2 separate regions of the Homo sapiens genome follow, and region 2 is linked to region 1. The links are chromatin contacts, found by Hi-C or POLR2A ChIA-PET in ENCODE. All regions are on one chromosome and are shown on one strand. The core of a region is the stretch at or near the end of the contact, and the rest is flanking DNA. Distances in the headings are between cores, read along the strand shown.

Region 1 (5,389 bases), core at 246-2,745:
GTCAACAACCTGTGTTGACTGCTTAGATCAATTAGGGTACATGAAGTATTACACAGCTGTAAAAAAAGAATAAGAAAGAACTTTATGTATTGGTAGAGATCTCCAGGGATATTGTTAGGCAAAAGAGCAGCGTATATATATACTGTTATATTTTATGTGTGGTAAAGGCAAAAAATGTATACAAACGTGCAGACATTTAATATATTATAATAATGTAAATATTTATATTTCCAAAAAGAAACTAGAAAAACGGTTACATGTGACAGAGTGGGACAGTAGTCAGGTACAGGAGTTCTCGGTAAATACTGTTCTAAATCTTCTTTTAGTCATATAAACGCATTGCTTATTTTTAAAACTAAAAAAAATAATAATTCTGAAGTTTGAATGTCTCTCATGTCTTATAGCAGAGGGACAAATCCCTATTTCAGAACCTTTCTTCCAAAATATGTCTAGTAGGCTCGCCCAAGGTAAACATTTCATATTCTAACACCAACCACATTTCTCTAGTAAAATGACCTAAATGCACTGTAATAGTAAAACATCCAGTTCATTAAAGCACATTAATCTTTAGTAAGTCAAAACAGGACCAGGAATATCTGCTTTACCTTTAAAAAAGGGGCGGGGGACTTCTGAAAGAAAATAATTTGCTGGCTAGGTTGAAGGTTACAGAAAAAGTCTTAGAGCAAATGGATTTTTGTTTTGACTGCATTTAACAATCTCGGTCTTCTGATCGCAAAGAACTGATAAAACGGACCAGTTTTACTTCCTGAACCTATGACTTAATTGTTTTAAATGCCTTTAAGTAACAGTCTGGGTAAATCATCTAAGTCATAAAACAAAGGCGTGGGAACTTTAAGTAAAAAGTGAGTGATGTTAGCAGGTTGGCACACATCACTCAATAATGAGCAAAGCTATTTTTTTTCAATTTTTTTTTCTTAAAGTACCCTGTATTCAAAGACTTTTAAAAAATAGCAGTGAGATTATGGATAGGAGAGCAACTTTAAATTCGTTCCCTACTGTAGTCGAATTGTTAAATACGTGACTTTGAAAACGTATCACAAAATCTAAACACAAGGTTCAGGATTTTTGTTAGGTTGAACTGTCAGGAGGGGATTCCTTACAAAGAATAAACGAGAGCTCTGAGGGCCTAACGAATTATCCAGATTGCTCCAAACGGCCACCGCGGCGCAGATGGGCGGACAAGCGCCGGGCCTCAGCGGAACCCAAGGTGCCGGAGCCCTCCCCGGCTCTCAAGCAGCCCACGGCCTTGCTGGGTGGGACACATTCCAAACCCAGGAAGGGGGCGAAGGGGGCAAAAGAAGGCAGGTCTGGGGCGGGCCGGGCCCGAACCCCAGGCGCCCCAGCCCCCTGGGCTTCCCCACCCCACCAGACGGACACTTACTGAAGGACATTTTCCGGGGTGTCCATGGCCAGAGGACGCTGGCCGGCAGCGGCCAAACCTGAACCGCAAACTAGAAGCCGCCGCCGATTCGAATACCCCGCGCAGCCGCAGTCGGCTCGCCGAACGTTTCAGGGCGCCTGCCCATTGGTGGCGGCGGCAGAAGGTTGGCCAATCACCGGGGCCGTTGCTCGGAGGTCAAGTCCCACCTCCCTCCCTTGAGCCAGTAGCTCCTCCCACTTCCCGTGGTTTTCGGTTGAACCGAAACCTGGCCGTTGGCTGAGCGAGCGCGGGGTGTTTGGGATGCGGCACGGCGAGGGGGAGCAGGCTTGGCTCGGGCGTAGGGAATTGGTTTTTTTGTTTTAGCTATCCAGGTTGTGACTGGTTTACATAATTACACGATTAAGCCATCATTGTAGGAAAGGCTTTGCAGGAGAAAAATGTCTTAACTGGAGGTCTTTGAGACAGAAAAACCCTGCCTCAGCCCTTGGGTCCTGAGAGTCGCGTTTCTTCTCCCCTTCGCTTAAATATGTAAACCAGAATCATTATGTTTGGTTCATGGAACGGAGGAAAAAAATCCGTGTGCAGGGTCGAGACTGTCGTGGCGGAAGCCGCAGCACCCGGGAGGCAGGTGGGGAGAAAAAACGGGACCTGCTGCCGGGGACCCCTCCCGCTTTCTGGCAGTTTTCTATTCAGCGTCCTCGGCTGTGAGAAAACATCCCAGATGCTGAAACCAATAGTCTTAGCCCAGAATCTCAAACGCCGTGGCAAAGAGGGAGTGACGACGGCCTGTGGAAAAACCTGAGGAGTTTTGGGCTTAGCGCCTTCATGTAGAGGGGACGTGGAGGCGGGGAGGGCGTTCTAGGGTCGGCTGCGTAATTATACGAGGCACTGGAAAGTGATGGGTTAGTGTCCTTGGAGTAGACCCCTGGGTTTTATTGAACTGATCTGAAAGGCTGGGCCCTGAGCCACACAGGGGACCTGTCAAACAGCTTCAAGCGGAAGATGGGGCTCACGGGACTGGACTCTCTCTGCAGCCAGCTGTAATTAACACAAAAGCAGAAGAGTTTGGGTAGATTATAGAATGCCAGCTTTGAACATCTTTTGGGGGACAGGGCACTCTGGGAGACCAAGTTCTTAGACACCATAAAATCAAAAATAGACACCTCTTTGTAGAGGAGTCCAGATGTCTAAAGAGGAAATATGTAATAGGCTGATGTTTCTTTTGTTTTTTGTTTGTTTGTTTTTTGAAAAGTTAAAATACTAAGTTTATAAAGTGAAAAAGTTACAGTAAGCTAAGGTTGACTTATTGGAAAAAATGTGCTTATACTATGGAATGAGACCACCACTTCTCCTGTTGTCCCTCCCAGCTTCTTCTCCACCACCTCCCCTTTTCCCTAGTTTATAAGACAGGAGAAAAGTGAGACAGCAAAAAGTTAGAAAGAAACAGAAGTAAGATAAATAGCTAGACGACCTTGGCGCCACCACCCGGCCTTGGTGGTTAAAATAATAATAATAATGTTAACCCCTGACCAAAACTACTTGTGTTATCTGTAAGTTCCAGACATTGTATGAGAAAGCGCTGTAAAACTTTTTGTTCTGTTAGCCGATGCATGTAGCCCCCAGTCACGTTCCCCACGCTTGCTCCATCTATCACAACCGTTTCACATGGACCCCCCCCTTCAAGTTGTAAGCCCTTAAAAGGGCTAGGAATTTCTTTTTTGGGGAGCTCGGCTTTTAAGATGCGAGTCTGCCAACGCTCTCGGCCGAATAAACTTCTTCCTTCTTTAATCCAGTGTCAGGAGTTTTGTCTGCGGCTCGTCCTGCTACAATATGTATATCAAGGGTTTCTTGTTGGTGTCTGACACAGACACAGAACCACTGATGCCCAAGCCAGTGCTCTCTACACACAGAAGCCTCCAACCTCATCTTGAGAAACGGGGCCATGAGGCCACCCCAGACACCGAGGGCTCCATGGAGGCTGGGGGGTCCGTGGGACTGGGCACATCCCAGCGGGTCTTGGATCCTGGCCTTTCCCCTTCTTGATGCCAGGACCTACTGAGTGCTCGCAGGTGTGCAATGCTGGGCTGCGGGTGCTGCTTGTGTGGCAAGAAGCCTCGGGGTGCCTCCCTCCTTCTCACACCTTTCCCAGGAGGCATGAAACGGGGATTCATGATCAACCCCGGTGGCTGCTCATGTTGAACTGGTGAAGCTCCCTCCCTGTTGTCTTCTGGGGACATGGAGGGCAGGGCTGGATCCCCTCAAATGAGCTTAAGTGGCACTGCGGACAAGAACGCGCTGCATGGCCCTCGGAATCCTGCATGTGGTAGCCTGACCGGCACCTCAGCCCCTCCCTCATTAAAGCAGCCTATGGAGGGCTCAGCCCAGTGGGCTCAGGGGCTGCTATGGAGAGGGTGTCTGTTCCCTGGAGGATATTCTCAGGGCTCCTTCACTTGCCCTTAGAGATTTCCACCATGAAATACAAAGGCCACAACAGATCAGGTCAGGCTCTTCAGCATCCTAATCCTCCTTGAGCTCGCTAGGTTTTATTTCTTCTGCCTCTTCAGGGTTTGTGTCTATTGCTTTTTGCGCAGGTGCCGGGAGAGGACTTGTTGGCATATGCTGACGGTCGTCTGCACACTTGGGCTCTTCCATATCTGCTCCAGAAGCTGGAGCGTCTCCGGCACTTGCAGAGTCTTTGTCATTCTGGGTTTCAGAAAAGTTGTTGTCCTCAGAGCTTCCATTCTCCTGGTCTGCCCAGGTGGCCTTCGAATGCTGGGGAGCATCCTCAGCTGAGCCTTTGTTGCTGTCTTCCAGGGGCTCCTCTGTCGCTGATGTTTCTTAAGAGTGAGCTGGGAAAGAGTTAGCCTAGTCTTCTCTGCCCCCTGGTCTTTAATAACTTTTTACTCCACATCTCAAAAGTGTTTCAAGAGCCACTTGACGATACAGAATAAAGAGCTGTTCACGCTAGAAGGAGGTTGGGTGGATGTTTCTGCTTCCTTGGCCTCTTGAGTTAAACACCTAAAAAAATAAGGCTGGGCACGGTGGCTCACGCCTGTAATTCCAGCACTTGGGGAGGCCGAGGTGGACAGATCACCTGAGGCTAGGAGTTGGAGGCCAGCCTGGCCAACATAGTGAAACCCCGTCTCTACTAAAAATACAAAAATTAGCCAGGTCCTGTCTCTACTAAAAAACACAAAAATTAGCTGGGTGTGGTGGTGCGCGCCTGTAATCCCAGCTATTCTGGAGGCTGAGGCAGGAGAATCGCTTGAACCCAGGGAGGCAGAGGTTACAGTGAGCTGAGATCGTGCCACTGCACTCCAGCGACAGAGAGGGAGTCCCTCCCAAAAAAAGAAAAAAGACATGCGCGGTGGCTCACGCCTGTAATCCCAGCACTTTGGGAGGCTGAGGCGGGTGGGTCAAGAGGTCAGGAGTTTGAGGCCAGCCTGACCAACATAGTGAAACCCCGTCTCTACTAAAAATACAAAAAATAGCCGGGCGTGGTGGCACGCGCCTATAATCCCAGCTACTCAGGAGGCTGAGGCAGGAGAATCACTTGAACCCGGGAGGCAGAGGTTGCAGTGCGCCGATCGCAACACTTCACTCCAGCCTGAGCGACAGAGCGAGATTCTGTCAGAAAGAGAGAGAGAGAGAGAGAGAGAGAGAAAGAAAGAAAGAAAGAAAGAAAGAAAGAAAGAAAGAAAGAAAAGGAAGAAAGAAAGAAAGAGAAAGAGAGAAAAAAGAAAAACAAAAAACCAAAAACCTAAACAAAAATTTAGCTTGTGGAAATCCCGACGCTCACTGAGTGCGGAAATTTCTTCCAGTGTGTTGATGGCTTTGAATCTACCTGAGTCTCCAATTTGTGGGGTTTATTACTCAAAGGGTAATAAACTCTGAGGTCTTTAGATAAGCGCTGGATTCCGCTAACCATCACAGGAACTAGGACACTTTTGGTTCCATCAACTCAAGTTTTCATCTGCTTCTGATAGT
Region 2 (6,022 bases), core at 2,546-5,045, 130 kb after region 1:
TATGAAAAGATGCTCAATGTCGTTGCCATTAGGAAGATACGAATCAAAACCACTGTGAATACCACTCTGCACCTACTAGGATGTCTTTTTTTTTTTTTTTTTTTGAGATGGAGTCTTGCTGTGTCGCCCAGGCTGAAGTGCAGTGGTGTAATCTTGGCTCTCTGCAACCTCTGCCTCCTGGGTTCAAGTGATTCTTTTGCCTCAACCTCCTGAGTACCTGGGATTACAGGCATGCGCCACCATGCCTGGCTCATTTTTGTGTTTTTAGTAGAGATGGGGTTTTGCCATGTTGACCAGGCTGGTCTTGAAATCCTGACTTCGGATGATCCTCCCACCTCAGCCTCCCGAAGTGCTAGGATTACAGGCATAAGTCACCATGCCCAACTGATGTCCCTTATTAAAGGGGCAGACGATAACAAGTGTTGGGGAGGATGTAGAGAAATTAGGACTGTTTGTTATACATTGCTGGTGGGGCTGCAAAATGGTGGCACCAACTAGGAAATCAGTTTGGCCGTTCCTCAAAAGTGTAAAGTTATCATCTTATGACCCAGCAATTCTACTCCTAGGTATGTGTGAAAACGTTGTCTACAAGAGAAATGCAAACCTATATCCACACAATAAATTATACACAAATGTCCATAGCATAATTATTCACAATAGCAAAAAGGGGAAGATAATCCAAATATCCATCGACTGAGGAAACAGGAAATAAAATGTGGTATATCCATACAATGGAATACTATTCAACCATGAAAAGAAATGGAGTACTAACACGTGCTACAACACAGGTGAACCCTGAAAACATTATGCAAGTGAAAGAAGCCAGACATAAAGACCAAATGTGATATGATTCCATCTATGTGAATTTTTTCCCAGAACAGGCACCATAGAGAGAGAAAGTAGGTGAATGGTTGCCAGGGACTGGAGGGAGGGGAGTATGGGGAGGGACTGCTAGTGGGGTGGGGTTTCTTTTTGGGGTGGTGAAATGATTTGGAATAGGATCATGGTGATGGTTGTACAATTTCGTGACTATACTCAAATCCATCAAATTGTACATGAATTTTATGGCATGTGAATTACATCTCAGTTTTTAAAAAGTGGGTCAGTGTGCGGTCTGCACAGTCAGGCTCCGGTGCTGGTTTAATGTCTCAGGAAACCACTACCTCCCATGAGTCAAGCCTTTCTCAGCATCTCTTGGAGAGGGACTCCCCCTGCCCTTATCGGCGCTCTGTCTCAAGGGGGAAGTTCCACGATGGGGAAATCCGAGTGCTTCCCTGTGTATGCACATGGGAGCCACCTGACTTCGTTTCTGGTGGTGCTATGTCCTGCTTTTTTGTGAAACCCCACCTCTCTTTTCCACAGGTTTGGTTCCGTGGCTCCAGATGGACAGTACCATTCGCCTATTAGGAACAAGAGTGCAAGATTCAATGCCATGCTGGCAGCACTGACCCCTTCGAGATTAGCTGTGGCTTTCCAAGCTATGGGTGCCATGAAGGTAATTGACTCTGATTTTAACTTAATTATCTACTGTGAATTCTCTCACGACTCAGGGATGAGTAACAATTCCAGGAGCTGAGCTTCTGGAGCCACAGTTGGTATAATATGGCCAGGGTTCCCGGTTAGATGCTGGGGAGTGCCAGGTGGCCATCCACAGGGAACTTTTCTCCACCCTTCTTAAGAGGGGCTCCCACCCATCTACATCCCAGATGTGTGCTGCTAATCGTGGGGGTGGAGCACAGGCATTGTGGTAAGAGAGCCAGGAGAGATGACCAGGGAGAACGGGATGTTCAGAGCAAACACATCTGCTGGAGAAGCAGCTAAGGGTTGGCCCATGTGGGCAAAGGTCGGCATGTCTTGGCTGAATTCACCTGGGAGTGTTGATCCTCATGTGTCTGTATAGGGTGTAACGTTCTCCATCACAGTCTGGAGGCCATGAGACCAGACCTCCAGGAGCCATCTCTGCCTCCCTGCCCTGCCTCTCCCGTGTATTGGTTGGACAGAGGAGCCTGGAGAGCAAAGCTCTGGAAGGGCCTCCTTCTCCCCAGGGCCCCAGTCTACTTTGTTCTCTGGGCCTTCTCTGTCTCTTTGCCTGAAGGAAAAGCCTGCTTTAAACTCCACTGAGCTTGGTGAAGCTAGAAGAAAAATTAAGTCTCCCCAGGAATATACATCTGGGGCTTGAGTCCAGCTTTTCCATGAAGAAGGAATAAATTTCATTCCCTTGACTCCAGGCCTGACATCAGTCCGGAGTCGTCTGAATAGCAGGAAAGCCCTGCTTTACTTGCTTCGGGGTCGGCCACGCTTCACAGATGGCCTGTCCTGACCCGGGCTTCCCCTTATGATGCTTCCTGTGAGGGGGCACAGCTGTGGCCATCAACACGCGTACGCGGCCTGGCCTCGTGCCCGCCCGTGCACCCCAGTTCCTGTGCTTGTTTTGTGGTGGTTCTTTCAGTGGGGCCGGGTGGGTGTTCAGGTCTGAAGTCCCAGGTCAGGAGGGGCTCAGGTCCCTTGGCTGAACTGTCTGATATTGAATGAGGCCCCAGAAAGCCTTGTGGTGAAGGCACCAGCACAGACAGCATCAGAGTGCCGAGGAAAACTGGTTCCTCAGGTCTGCAACAGAAGCCATTTCAGCCATCCTCAGGACTCCAGAGAGAGGCAAAAATAGAAAAGCCAGACGAGCCTAGGATTGCATGAAAGGGAAGATTGGTTAAACATCGGATGCAGGGTTAGCTGAAGCTGTGATAGCAGTCTCTGCACAATATCCCCTCTAATTGCAGTAGCCTGCAGACCATCCTGACTCAGGGGCCCTCTGAGGAGAGTGCTGGGCGCATATAAAAAACGCAAGGTGGTCAGCGGCCAGGCAGGCTCCTGGGAAACCTTGCACTCTTGCTGGTTTTGATGGGGTGATGATGTGTGAAGGACGTCCATGCCGCCAGCAGCCCTGCAGGCTCATTGGGGTCCACAGTGGGGTTGTGTGGGGCAAGGTGTGGGGTGGTGCAGACCAGACCAGGCAGAGGTGGGAGCCTTCCAGGAGGGCCTTGGTTTTAAATATCACCAGATCTGGAGCGGGGTGGGGGTGGTGTCCCAGGGAGAGGAGCCACAGTGGGTGATTCCTAAAAGGTTCCTGTTCTCCGTTCTACTGGATGTTATCATGGACCAGCCCCTGCCAGGCCCAGGAGGGTCTTGGGGGCCACATTCGCATCAGTTCCTTTATTGGTTGTCTCATGTGCAGACTTCATTCCCGGCAACACGGAGACGTGATCATGATCGTGGGCAGGAAAGCCCTGGGCTCAGCCCTCATCCTGCCCATGACCAGCACTGGGGCCGTGAACAGGCCATAGCGCTCTCTAGGGCTCAGTTTCTTCATGTGTGAAATGGGTCTTAGGATGGTGGTGAGCCATGAGTGAAGGGTGTGTGTGCAGCGCTGGCCCAGAGCGATGCTCCATAGCTGACAGCTGTTATTTGTGTGATGGTTGTTGTTGTTGTTTTTGTTGCTGCTGCTGCCGTTACTGGGAAGACAGGAGTTGGCTAAAGGAAAGGAAGACATGGGCATTCCCATGAAACAAATGCTGGGTACCCTCGCCTCCAAGTAACAAGGCAATGTGCAATGTTTTGCAGAGATGCATAGTGTCCTTTGAATTCCCAGGTGTCTGAAGCAAACCACAGTAACCCGGAGTTAGCACCTGCCCTGCCTATCCAGACCTTGCCAGGCAATGGGATTGTCAGGCAGTGGGAAGACCCCGCACAGAGCCAGCAGGGTCCAGGCACCCTGCCGGACAGTGACCCGGGCCGCTGTGATCTCATCTCCAGCGTCTCTGGTGAGGATGATCTCACCGGCCCTCTTGGCAGCTCTTCCTCTCCTATGGCTCAAACACATGACATATGTTTTCCCGGCTGAAACCTAAGATGGTCCTTCTCCTTCTGCTCTTGCTGATGAGTGGAAAAATGGATCCGTTTCTCCTACGTGCGTTCCTTGTGTATTAAAAAACTGTCACCGCAGCTCCCCACAGTGACATTCACTCAAGGCTGAGCGTGCCCGGTCATTTTAAACTTTGCCCAAATGTCATATTTTTCATGGTTCTCTTTCATTTCCATGGCATTCCTTGGAACTTTCAGGTTTTCTCTTAAAGCCTTGCCATATTGACCATCATCTAATTTGTGTCAGAAATGCCACACCAAATTAAGTGATTACCAAGAACACGAGGAGAAGGAAGCAAATGTGTTTGGGAGGGGAGGGAGTGGGGGCTTGGGAGACCTCTGCAGCCTGTGCTGGGAGGCTGGGAAACCTTTTCAGAAGGAGGAAGCTGGGCACCTGAAAGAGTGAGAAGTGTAAATGAGGTCTGGCCCATTCTCTTGGGTTGATTTTGCGCAGAGGTAAATATTTTAGCTAAGACAAGCTCATCTTGTAAATTAGGTGCTGCACAGTAGCTAGGTCCTACCCCCAGGATGTGTGATTCTGCAGCTCTGGGGTGGGGTGGAGAGTCTGCATTTCTGGGTTCCCGGGTGACACTGCTGCCATGGGCTCTGCTCCTTGAGACCCCTGCACAGAACACATGGATGTGGTTGTGAAATATCAGCACTGTCTCAGCCCCCTTGTCACTCCCTGGGTCCCCAGGATCAAGGCCCAAGTTCTGTTTCTGTATCCAGGATCCTTCATGACTCCTCACTGTACCCCCTCTCTCCACTGGGCCTCTGTCCCTCTGGCCTCATTTCTGTCTCTCCCCTGTGCCACTGTGGGAGGGGGCTTACATGTGCTACCATCCAGCTGGGGATGCCCCCCTTTTGCATGGGTTGTTTTCATGTACATTTCAGAGCTTGTATGACTGTCCCTTCTTCAGAAAGGCCTCAGCCTGCATGTGGTTCCTCTGACACCTGTTCCCAAGGCACTGGACTCCCCACTTGCAGCATGTATTACAACTCATGAGTGTAGCAACTCATGTGCAATAGGTGGGTTCTGTCTCCTTCACTAGCCTAAAAGCTCCACGCAGCTGGGGCCCTGCCAGCCTCATCCACTGCTGTGTGTTCAGCTTCACACACAGGGCTGGGCACATAGCAGACAAACAGCAAATAGGAGTGGAAAGAGTGAATGAGGTCTGAATCAGGATTCACATCCAAAGCCCCTGGCTTATCTCTTAGCAGAGGGAAGCCCTCAGTGCATGTTGGTTCTTGTGCTCCCACATACCAGCCCCCACTGCCGGGTCCATGTTGAGTGGGAAGGAGGATGTTGCTGCCTCTTTGATCTAACTCCACGTGGCCCTTCTGTCCAGAACCAGGAGTCTTCTTTCTTTCTTCCTCTCTGTCGCAGACACTGCTCCCCATAGTATGTGCTTCATGTGTACACACTCGTGCATTGTGCTGTAAGCAGGCACTGGGGTCGTGCTCACCTACACTTGGCAGTGTGGCCCTGGTGGTCTGGGAGTGTGCCCAGGGCTGGGGCTGCAGAGTCACATGCAGCAGCTGAGCTGCGGGGCTGCATGCTGAGTGCAACCAGCATTCTGGGCTGTTTTTTCAGGCACGTGGGTGCTGGGCGGCAGACAACTCAGCCAGTCCTGAGAGCCTGAACGATGATCTCCAAGTTGTACAGCGTGCCACATATGAGATGGGGGTAGCTTTTCCCAGCACCAGGAGCTTCAGGGAGAGCAAAGGGAAGAAACTGGCTTCAGGGGATTCTCAGAACCGGCGATAGACACACAATCTTTTCCTACGGTGTGCATTGTTGGGTATGAGTGAAGGGTCTCAGCAAGGCATGGGAGAGTCTCTCCCTGCTGTTGATGGGGGTTTGAAATGGGTTATTGCATCCTTGAGTAACCCTTTTGTGACCTTCTGACTGCAAGGGTTCATGGAAGACTTGAGCAATGAAGAGGAGGTTGAGGGCATCTGAGTCCCCTTGAGAGCCAGCCAGGGTTGGTCAGTGGCCAGTGTGGGCCCTTCTCACCGCACATGGAGTGGTGGTGTGGCTCTGTGGGCCTGTGCTGTGTTAGGTGAGCACAGCAGGCTGCATGCTGCCACTGCTGTGAGGTCTTGC

What was found. A loop is a pair of places that touch in the nucleus more often than their neighbours do. ChIA-PET counts read pairs that join two places held with the same protein, here RNA polymerase II (POLR2A). Pooled maps may share reads with other maps.
Region 2: a pooled map shows a loop between it and region 1 (5-fold over the local background). The contact joins the enhancer-like site here to the promoter of BUB1 in region 1. A Hi-C loop is called at or near these places in 7 of 50 pooled maps. POLR2A ChIA-PET finds 5 or more read pairs at or near these places in 3 of 52 experiments (Caco-2, MCF 10A and Panc1).

Annotation. Positions count from the first base shown.
Region 1 is chr2:110,676,568-110,681,956 of GRCh38, forward strand. It overlaps BUB1 (BUB1 mitotic checkpoint serine/threonine kinase), which reads right to left and starts at 1,496. Exons shown (of 25, transcript NM_004336.5): 1 at 1,403-1,496. The coding sequence starts at 1,428. LOC105373554 (a long non-coding RNA gene) reads left to right here and starts at 1,645. Exons shown (of 2, transcript XR_923189.4): 1 at 1,645-2,030. RefSeq lists enhancers at 752-1,672, 1,673-2,593, 2,106-2,165, 2,426-2,515 and a silencer at 1,196-1,595.
Region 2 is chr2:110,803,901-110,809,922 of GRCh38, forward strand. ACOXL (acyl-CoA oxidase like) reads left to right here. Exons shown (of 18, transcript NM_001142807.4): 9 at 1,363-1,495. Among named protein-coding and RNA genes, the nearest start is that of ACOXL, 74 kb to the left of the region's middle. Within about 2 kb of position 3,796, at least 2 of the 41 ENCODE cell types and tissues checked have a DNase peak (open chromatin) inside an H3K27ac peak, as active enhancers do.